2 separate regions of the Homo sapiens genome follow, and region 2 is linked to region 1. A link is a contact called in ENCODE Hi-C data. All regions are on one chromosome and are shown on one strand. Each heading gives the region's core, a stretch centred on a gene start or an enhancer-like site at or near the end of the contact. The rest is flanking DNA. Distances are from core to core; before and after follow the strand shown. Region 1 holds the start of CTSL (cathepsin L). Region 2 overlaps GAS1RR (GAS1 adjacent regulatory RNA).

Region 1 (4,310 bases), core at 1,419-3,918:
CCTCAGAGTCCAGGCCTCCATTATCCTGAACATACTGGAAAGCATAATCCATTAGGCCACCATTGCAGCCTTCATTGCCTTGAGGCCCAGAGCAGTCTACCAGATTCTGCTCACTCAGTGAGATAAGCCTCCCAGTTTTCCGGAACATCTGTCCTTCAAGAGCACCAGTAGCACTAAAAGCCCAACAAGAACCACACTGACCCTGAAAAGGGAATTAAAAAAAGCTGTCATCCACAAAAAAAAAATAATAAGACTTTGACAACAGCTCACACATCTGAATACTGTTAAAAAGTGAACTGTACATCACTTTAAAGTCTACCAAAACAAAGATGTCAATCACTTCTTGGCTTTCCTGGGAAGATGGGAGGTCTGAACCTGACACTGTCTCACCTGATTCTTCACAGGAGTCACGTAGCCTTTCTCTCTCCAATCCACAGATCTGGGGGCCTCATAAAACAGAGGTTCCTGGAACACTTTCCCCTTCCTGGGCTTACGGTTTTGAAAGCCATTCATCACCTGCCTGAATTCTTCACTGGTCTTCAAGGAAAAGGAAATAAAATGTTGAAAAGCAAGAGATTACCTTAGTAAAGAACCGAAGAGAGGAAGCACAGAGCTCGGCAGTCCACAGCACACTTACCATGTCTCCAAAGGCGTTCATGGCCATTGTGAAGCTGTGTTTCCCTTCCCTGTATTCCTGATTGTGCAGTTCAATCATCTTCATGTTCTTCTCCCACACTGCTCTCCTCCATCCTTCTTCATTCTAGAGGCAAACATGTAACTGATGCTCTTTACTTCTACCTAAAACCCAACTCATCCTCACCAAGTGAATCTGCAGACAGAGATGGAAGAGAAACCATGGCAAGGGAAGGCTTGACACCTCTGGGGATGCTGTTCTCCAAACTGAGACACAACAAGGATGAATGTCCACATTGTGCTCATAATCCACGCCATTAGGTTATTACATTAGGCTATTGGTAAAAGCTGGCCTCTAGAAGCTACTCTCTGACTAAAACTTCTCAACAGCCAGGACTATTCTTTCTGGGGAAGTTTCACTAACCATGCCGTATAATCTGTTGTGCATCGCCTTCCACTTGGTCCACTGTGCCTCTAAACTGTGATCAAATGTTAGAGTAGCTGAGGCAATTCCCAGGCAAAAGGCAGCAAGGATGAGTGTAGGATTCATGTTTTAAAACCTAGGAAGGGAACAAAAATGAGGATCTGATTAGACCAATCCTAAAAAGCCATCTTACTGCCCCCTGAAAAATTAGGGCCACCATGGTAGAATAAAAATATTTAAATTATTCTCCCAAGCATTTACCCAAGGACTGTGGAAGAGGCCAAGGATGTGCCTGGAGAAAAACAGGGCACGTGGAGGTACTGGATGGACTCACCAAAATGAAAAGCAGCCTGTCCAGAGCTGTAGGAGCTGAAACAGTTTATGCGATGACAATTTAGGTTATGAGAACGGTATGAAACTACCTTGTGTGTGAGAAGCTTAAGGCAACAACTAGGAAACCGGGAAACGGTTGATCCAGGTTTTGTACCAATCGCAAAAAATCCAGGTTTCGTGCCCAGGCAAAACCTCACTAATGATAAGGTGGGATTCCCAAGTAGGGACAAAGAGATCCCCAAGAGTTAGGAGGCCTTCACACATCTTCCTGACTAACAAACACCAAAAGCTGAGATAAGTTTTCCAATCTCTCCTATTTATTTATTTATTTATTTATTTATTTATTTATTTATTTTTTGAGATGGAGTCTTGCTCTGTGGCCCAGGCTGGAGTTCAACGGCGCGATATCGGCTCACAGCAACCTCTGCCTCCCGGGTTCAAGCCATTCTTCCTCAGCCTCTTGAATAGCTGGAACTACAGGCGTGCGCCGCCTCGCCCGTCTAATTTTGTATTTTCAGTAGAGACGGGGTTTCACCATGTTGGCCAGGCTGGTCTCGAACTACTGACCTCAGGTGATCCGCCCACCTCAGCCTCCCAAAGTGCTGGGATTACAGGAGTGAGCCACCGCGCCGCCCCAACCTCTCCTTAAATGAAACCTTTCTGAAATGCTTTCCCAGGAAAAACTGGGAAGGAGAGCACGCACTGCTCCCTCCTTCATTCACTTGGGCCTGTGCTGCCGACACCCCAAACTGCTCCCCTAAATCAGGGACGGGGTCATATGGCCGCACGCGGGAAGCCAGCGCCCTGCAGCCAGCTTCCAGGGCTCCAGGCGTGGCAGGGCCGGGGACATGACGCCTGCGCCACACACTGGCTGTAGCGGTCAGAGGATGTTTGCGGTGACGCCAGCAGGAGTACCGCTGTCTGGCGTGCGGGGACTGAGCTTCCCTGTCTGGCCGGGCCAGGCCCTGAGTCGGCGCGGCGCGGCCTGGCTGCGGTACCTGTGTCCACCCGGCTCGGAGGCTGGCCTGCCCGCTCAACCAGTCACGCGCCTCCGCGGGGTCCTCAACTGCCCTCCCCGGCTTCCCCACCTCAAGGCCAGCAGAGTTCGGGGTAGACGCTCTCGTTGCCAGGGCTGGTGCACACCTACTCGACCGCGTCCTCTCTTCCAGTCCCTGTCCGGCCACAGCTGGGCCTGGCCGGCGGCGCTTTCCTGCTGCGGTCGTAGCTGCGCAGGCGCACTCCACGGATGCCGCTCAAGGTTGCGGAGGTCGCGGTTCTGGCCCAGCTTCGCCTGACTCTGCTTCTAAAACCTCGGGTCTGGGTTCGGCCGGCACCGCCCCGCCGCCTGGCTGCGCTGCGATTGGCTGTGCCGGCAGCTGGGCGGGGACTCTGGGTGCTCTGATCCCTGGCGCGGTTCGTGGCTTGTTTACTGACTGTCCCAGAGCTGGGCGTGCCTGCCTCAGTGGACCTGGAGGAAGCAGAGCTGGTGCCCCGGGGCGGCGCAGAGTAGGGTCGGGCGTCTCCCTGGAGCGCTCGAGTCAACTAAGTACACGACTTACTGCACTGGGCGAGTGGCTCCTGAAAAGACGTTTACCGCAAGCCCTGTGTGGACTGTTTCAGCCTAACCTTGCTATTCCTTAGTCCTGGAATTTTTGGTCCGCAGAGCCGAGAGTCAAGTGTACTCTAGTCCAGTGGCTCCTGTTTAGTCCACAGCAAACGTGGGGCCGGGTGGACGAACGCAGAGCCCGCGGGCAGAAGCCTTATCTCCCACTTAAGGGTGGGTGCAGCTGGGCTTTAGAAGAATCTGGTAAGGAAAGGCATCCCCAAAACACGAGATGCTATCGTCAAGACCAGACCCTAGGAGGGAGGAGACTGGCTGCGTCTCCAGAGAGCGCGGGCGTTTTGTCAAGCATCCTTTCCAGACTCCTCCATTCAGGGATTCTTCCTTCTCCCACGTCTTACCCAAAACCAACAGAAATGAGTTATTTACAGAAACATTTGGTTGACAGGAGAAAAGCAGTTGAGAACATTAGAAGCTGCTTTTATTCGCCCACTCTCTAGGCTATGGATTATATCTTCCTTGGTAACCAAGTCGTTCTCTTGAGATTTAAGAAATTTAATGACATTTAATGTCAGGATTTAAGATACAGAGAATGGAGAAATGTTGTAGATAGAGGAAAAATATGTATCTTAATCTGTATAATGTAGATATTAATTTATGTAATTAAGGATTTAAGGAACAAAACCCACAAACATTCTAAACTTTTGTCATTTCATTTTTTATTACATAAAAACATTCATTGTAGAAAATACCTTTCGGGGAAAAAAATAATTACCTCTGCCTTTACCCCATAACCTTTTCGTATGCATATTTTGACTTTGTTAAAAATGAACAAAGTCCATTGATTTCTATTGAAGATTAAACTGATAACTCTTTTAGAAGCACAATCACCTATAGTTTTTTAAGTGGTAAAATATACCTCACATAGCAAGTACCATTTTAACCAACTTTGAGTTCAGTAGCATTAAGTACCTTCACATTGTGTAACCATTACTACTGTTTATTCCCAGAGCTTGTTTATCTTCCTAAACTGAAACTGTATCCATTGAATAATAGTTCCCCATTCCCCCTCTCCTAGCTCAGGTATCTACCATTATATTTCCTGTCTGCAGGAATTTGTTTACTATTTTGGAGATTATTCCTCTTTTTTTTTTTTTGAGACGGAGTCTGGCTCTGTTGTTCAGGCTGGAGTGCAGTGGCGCAATCGCAGCTCACTGCAATGTCTGCCTCCTGGGTTCAAGTGATTCCTCTGCCTCAGCCTCCAGAGGAGCTGGGACTACAGGCGCGCACCACCACGCCTGGCTAATTTTTGTATTTTTAGTAGAGATGGGGTTTCACCATATTGACCAGACTGGTCTT
Region 2 (4,310 bases), core at 698-3,197, 760 kb after region 1:
GTCTCATAGGTCAATGCCTGATGCTATAGAAAAGGTCTTAATCGGCCGGGTGCGGTGGCTCATGCCTGTAATCCCAGCACTTTGGGAGGCTGAGGCAGGCAGATCACGAGGTCAGGAGATTGAGACCATCCTGGCTAACACAGTGAAACCCCATCTCTACTAAAAATACAAAAAAATTAGCTGGGCGTGGTGGCAGGCACCTGTAGTCCCAGCTACTTGGGAGGCTGAGGCAGGAGAATGGTGTGAACCTGGGAGGCGGAGCTTGCAGTGAGCTGAGATGGCCCCACTGTGCTCCAGCCTGGGTGACAGAGCCAGACTCTGTCTCAAAAAAAAAAAAAAAAGGTCTTAATCACTCACTTAGCTCAACACCAGACTGCCTATATCAAGGGCAGGAGGAAACATGGCTCACCTGCTCTTCTGATCCCAACTTTTCCTGCCAAATGAATCAGTTGAAATAATAATAACAATAATTTATTTGGATGGAATTTTTGGTGCTCTGTGAGAATATGTACGAGCAGGCGATTTGATGGCACCCCCGTATAACAAGCCTTGACATTAACACTGATCAAACAAGAACATTAATAAATGTTTTTGTCTCCTAATATCTCTTATTAAGTGCAGGCAATAAATCAATTGTGCTGATTACATTCCACTGACCTGAAAAGAACGCTCTTCAGATCGTCTCATCTTTTTAGATGCTGGCTGTGTAACAATCAATAACTATTCACCTACAAACTTGTGTTGTGCATAGTAGGTACCCACTGAATGTTTGTTGAACTAAAAGAAAGACCCCTAAACTATATCTTACCAAAATCTCTTAAAGGCAATTCATAGGCATCTGAAACATTCCTAAGTGCGACAAAAACTAGCGTAATTATATTTATCAGGATCCACCTAAGAAGGCAGAAACCACTGTGGGTACATCAAAGAGAGAGAATTAAATTCCTTACATAGATAATAGATGCTAGGAAGCTGAACCAGGCACAGCGGTGTAACCCAGAGATCTGCATGAGCAGGGAGCTGCCACGTCTCCAAGGCTAGAAGGACAGAGAGAAAGATCATAGTTACCTGAGCCCAAGGGTCAGGTCACAGGAACCAGTGAGAACTATGGCAGCCAAGTGGGTAATGGAGGTGTGGAGTCGGGGGATGCTGCTTGAGGCAAAGAGGGACAGGAAAAACATCCTGGATTCTCCCTTCTTTCTTTCTCCTTTGTCCCTCACCAGTGCCTCCCCTCAGCCAAACCCTGCTGAAAAACAGCTTACAAGGAAGCCTGAGAAAGTCAGCCAGCAGGGTAAAGCTCTCAGTGATACAGAAGAGGGGAGAGAAGGGGAAGGACAGGGACTGGATCTGGAGCCGATGGCACAATGGTGGAGTGTCAGCTTAGGTAACATTAACACTAACTGGCTAAATACATTCAGAAAAGAGAGAGGCACTGTTGTCCCTGACACATTATAATGTAGGTGCTCAAAACAGCTTATGTCACATATACATTTAGCTATGCACACAAATATCAGAATGACTCAAAGAAGTCACCAAGAAGCTCATACACAAAATGGAGAATAGGAACATTTGAAATGACATAAAATAATTTTAGACACATTTCTCTCCAGCGTTGCCTAAACAATCAAAAGGGATCACTCTGCACATGTGTAGTGTTGAAATTGGCATCCTGAATCCAAGGCAGCTAACTACTTAATCTTCTTTCTCTTTAGGAAAGCAAAGGTTGGCAGCCTTGGGAAGCTGGCTGCCCACGGAATGCACATTTCCCACCAATCTATTTCGCCCAGGCTTTTTACCAGTTCTTGGAGCCTACGGTGTCTGGCTTGTGGCTAGACCACAATTCTGACAGGAATTGTGAGTGGGGGCCACGCCAGGCTGACTTCACCGTGATGATATCAGAGCTGAGGCGGGGTTGCCAGTCTCGACATGCTGATGTCAAAGCCAGCCCACTCCTCCAACCTGCTTGGTTTGTTGGCTAAAATAATTGGCCAACATTAAACCAGAGACTAAAGACCAAATGATTGTTTGAGGCCCCAGCAGACCTGTTTCCCAGCAGCTGCTCAAAGTAAGCACTTGATAGCACATCATGTACAATGAGGCAAGTGAGGCAAGATGTTGGAGTCAGAGAGATCTAGCTCCATATCCCAGTTGCTTGCTAGCACTATGGCTCTGGGCATCTCAAGCCATGCATCTGCAAATAGGTAGAATGATGTTAGGATTAAGGGCATGGTGCACATATAAACCTAGTACACTCTAGCATAGAGTAGGTATTCAGCCCACCACATCTCCTGAAAATATGAATGCTCAATAAAAATTAATCATCAATGGCCGGGTGCGGTGGCTTATGCCTGTAATCCCAGCACTTTGGGAGGCCGAGGAAGGTGGATCACGAGGTCAGGAGATCGAGACCATCCTGGTTAACGTGGTGAAACCCCGTCTCCACTGAAAATACAAAAAATTAGCCGGGCGTGGTGGCGGGCGCCTGTAGTCCCAGCTACTCGGGAAGCTGAGGCAGGAGAATGGCACGAACTCGGGAGGCGGAGCTTGCAGTGAGCCAAGATCATGCCACTGCACTCCAGCCTGGGTGACAGAGCGAGACTCCGTCTCAAAAAAAAAAAAAAATTAATCATCAATAATAATGATAATCCTTGGCTGGGTGTGGTGGTTCACCTCTGTAATCCCAGCACTTTGGGAGGCTGAGGCAGGCAGATCACAAGGTCAGGAGTTCGAGACCAGCCTGGCCAACATAGTGAAACCTTGTCTCTACTAAAAATACAAAAATTAGCTGGGTGTGGTGGTGTGCGCCAGTAATCCCAGCTACTGGGGAGGCTGAGGCAGGAGAATTGCTTGAACCCAGGAGGTGAAGGTTGCAGTGAGCCGAGATCATGCCACTGCACTCCAGCCTGGATGACAGAGCAAGACTCTGTCTCAAAATAAATAAATAAATAAATAAATAAATAAATAAAATCCATGAAGGAGATAGTTTTGCAAGGTGCAATATTGGGCTAATCACTAAAATAAAATTGCAATGTAAATGGCAAAATCAGTTGCCCAAATGTATTAGTCTGTTCTTACCCTGCTATAAAGAAATACCTGAGACCAGGTAATTTATAAAGAAAAGAAGTGTAATTGGCTCATGGTTCCACAGACTGTACAGGAACGTGGTGTCGGCATCTGCTCGGCTTCTGGGCAGGCCTCCAGAAAACTTACAAACATGGTGGAAGGCAAAGTGGCAGAGAGCACTTCAAACGGCCAGAGCAGGAGGAAGGGGGAGCAGGAAGGTGCCTCACACTTTTAAACAACCAGATCTCTCGTAAGAACTCGCCCACTATACAGTACCAGGATGGGTGGTGCTAAACCATTCATGAGAACAACGCCCCCATGATGCAGTCACCTCCCACCAGACCCTACCTCCAGCATTAGGGATTAAAATTGGACATGAAATTTGAACTGGGAGACAGATTTAAACCATAGCACCATGTGTGTTTAATAAATATGTCCTTCTCTTGCTTGAGACACAGAGTTCCCCAGGTTGTTTATTTGGCAACTGACCCTCCCAACCAGGCTTCCCGCGCTCTCAGATGATAATCCTGATTCATAAAGTCAACAGCCCCTAGAAAGGAACTTTCTACCCTGGGTCAATACATAGGAAATCATTAGTAACACCGTTACCCCCCTGATTTCACTGTTAACTGAGAAAAAACAGTCCTAAATACGTTTCACTTTGAATATGAAGACTCTGCTTTACTGGCTATATATGACATTGAAGCATTAATATTTGCTGTAGTAAAAATGCAGAGACTAGGCTGAGCACCGCGACTCAAGCCTGTAATCCAAGCACTTTGGGAGGCTGAGGCAGGTGGATCACCTGAGGTCAGGAGTTCGAGACCAGGCTGGCCAACATGGTGAAACTCCGTCTCTACTAAAAATACAAAAATTAGCCAGGTGTGGTGGCACACACCTGTAATCCCAGCTACTCAGGAGGTTGAGGCAGGAGAATTGCTTGAGCCCAGGAGGCAGAGGTTGCAGTGAGTTGAAATTGTGCCACTGCACTCCAGCCTGGAAGACAGAGCAAGACTCTGACTCAAAAAAAAAAGAATTCCGAGACTACAAACCTCAAAAGAGATTACTATTTCCTAAGGCAGCACTCTCAAACAATTACATCTAAACCTTGCTTGCTGTTCCCTTTCTTCTTTAGCTTCCCTGCCCTCCTATTTTTTCCTTCTTGCCCTATATAGCTGTACCATTAAATTAGACACATGAAATTATTTGTAGCAAGTATCCAACAGGCTGTCTAAAAAATGTGAGTC

What was found. A loop is a pair of places that touch in the nucleus more often than their neighbours do.
Region 2: a loop to region 1 is called in a map of ascending aorta, with 4 times the contacts of the local background. The contact joins the enhancer-like site here to the promoter of CTSL in region 1. A Hi-C loop is called at or near these places in 1 of 168 maps with a recorded cell type or tissue (ascending aorta).

Annotation. Positions count from the first base shown.
Region 1 is chr9:87,724,477-87,728,786 of GRCh38, reverse strand. CTSL (cathepsin L) reads right to left here and starts at 2,668. Exons shown (of 8, transcript NM_001912.5): 1 at 2,389-2,668; 2 at 1,058-1,193; 3 at 638-760; 4 at 391-537; 5 at 1-202. The coding sequence starts at 1,183. RefSeq lists promoters at 1,351-1,771, 1,351-2,390, 2,595-2,805, 2,644-2,825, 1,183-2,825 and 7 more, cis regulatory regions at 1,772-2,005, 2,006-2,151, 2,727-2,728, 2,751-2,754, 2,765-2,768 and 12 more and an enhancer at 2,356-2,877.
Region 2 is chr9:86,966,217-86,970,526 of GRCh38, reverse strand. All of the region lies in intron 2 of GAS1RR (GAS1 adjacent regulatory RNA), which reads right to left. Among named protein-coding and RNA genes, the nearest start is that of GAS1RR, 20 kb to the right of the region's middle. RefSeq lists an enhancer at 429-598. Within about 2 kb of position 1,947, at least 4 of the 41 ENCODE cell types and tissues checked have a DNase peak (open chromatin) inside an H3K27ac peak, as active enhancers do; they include ascending aorta, where a contact is called at or near this core.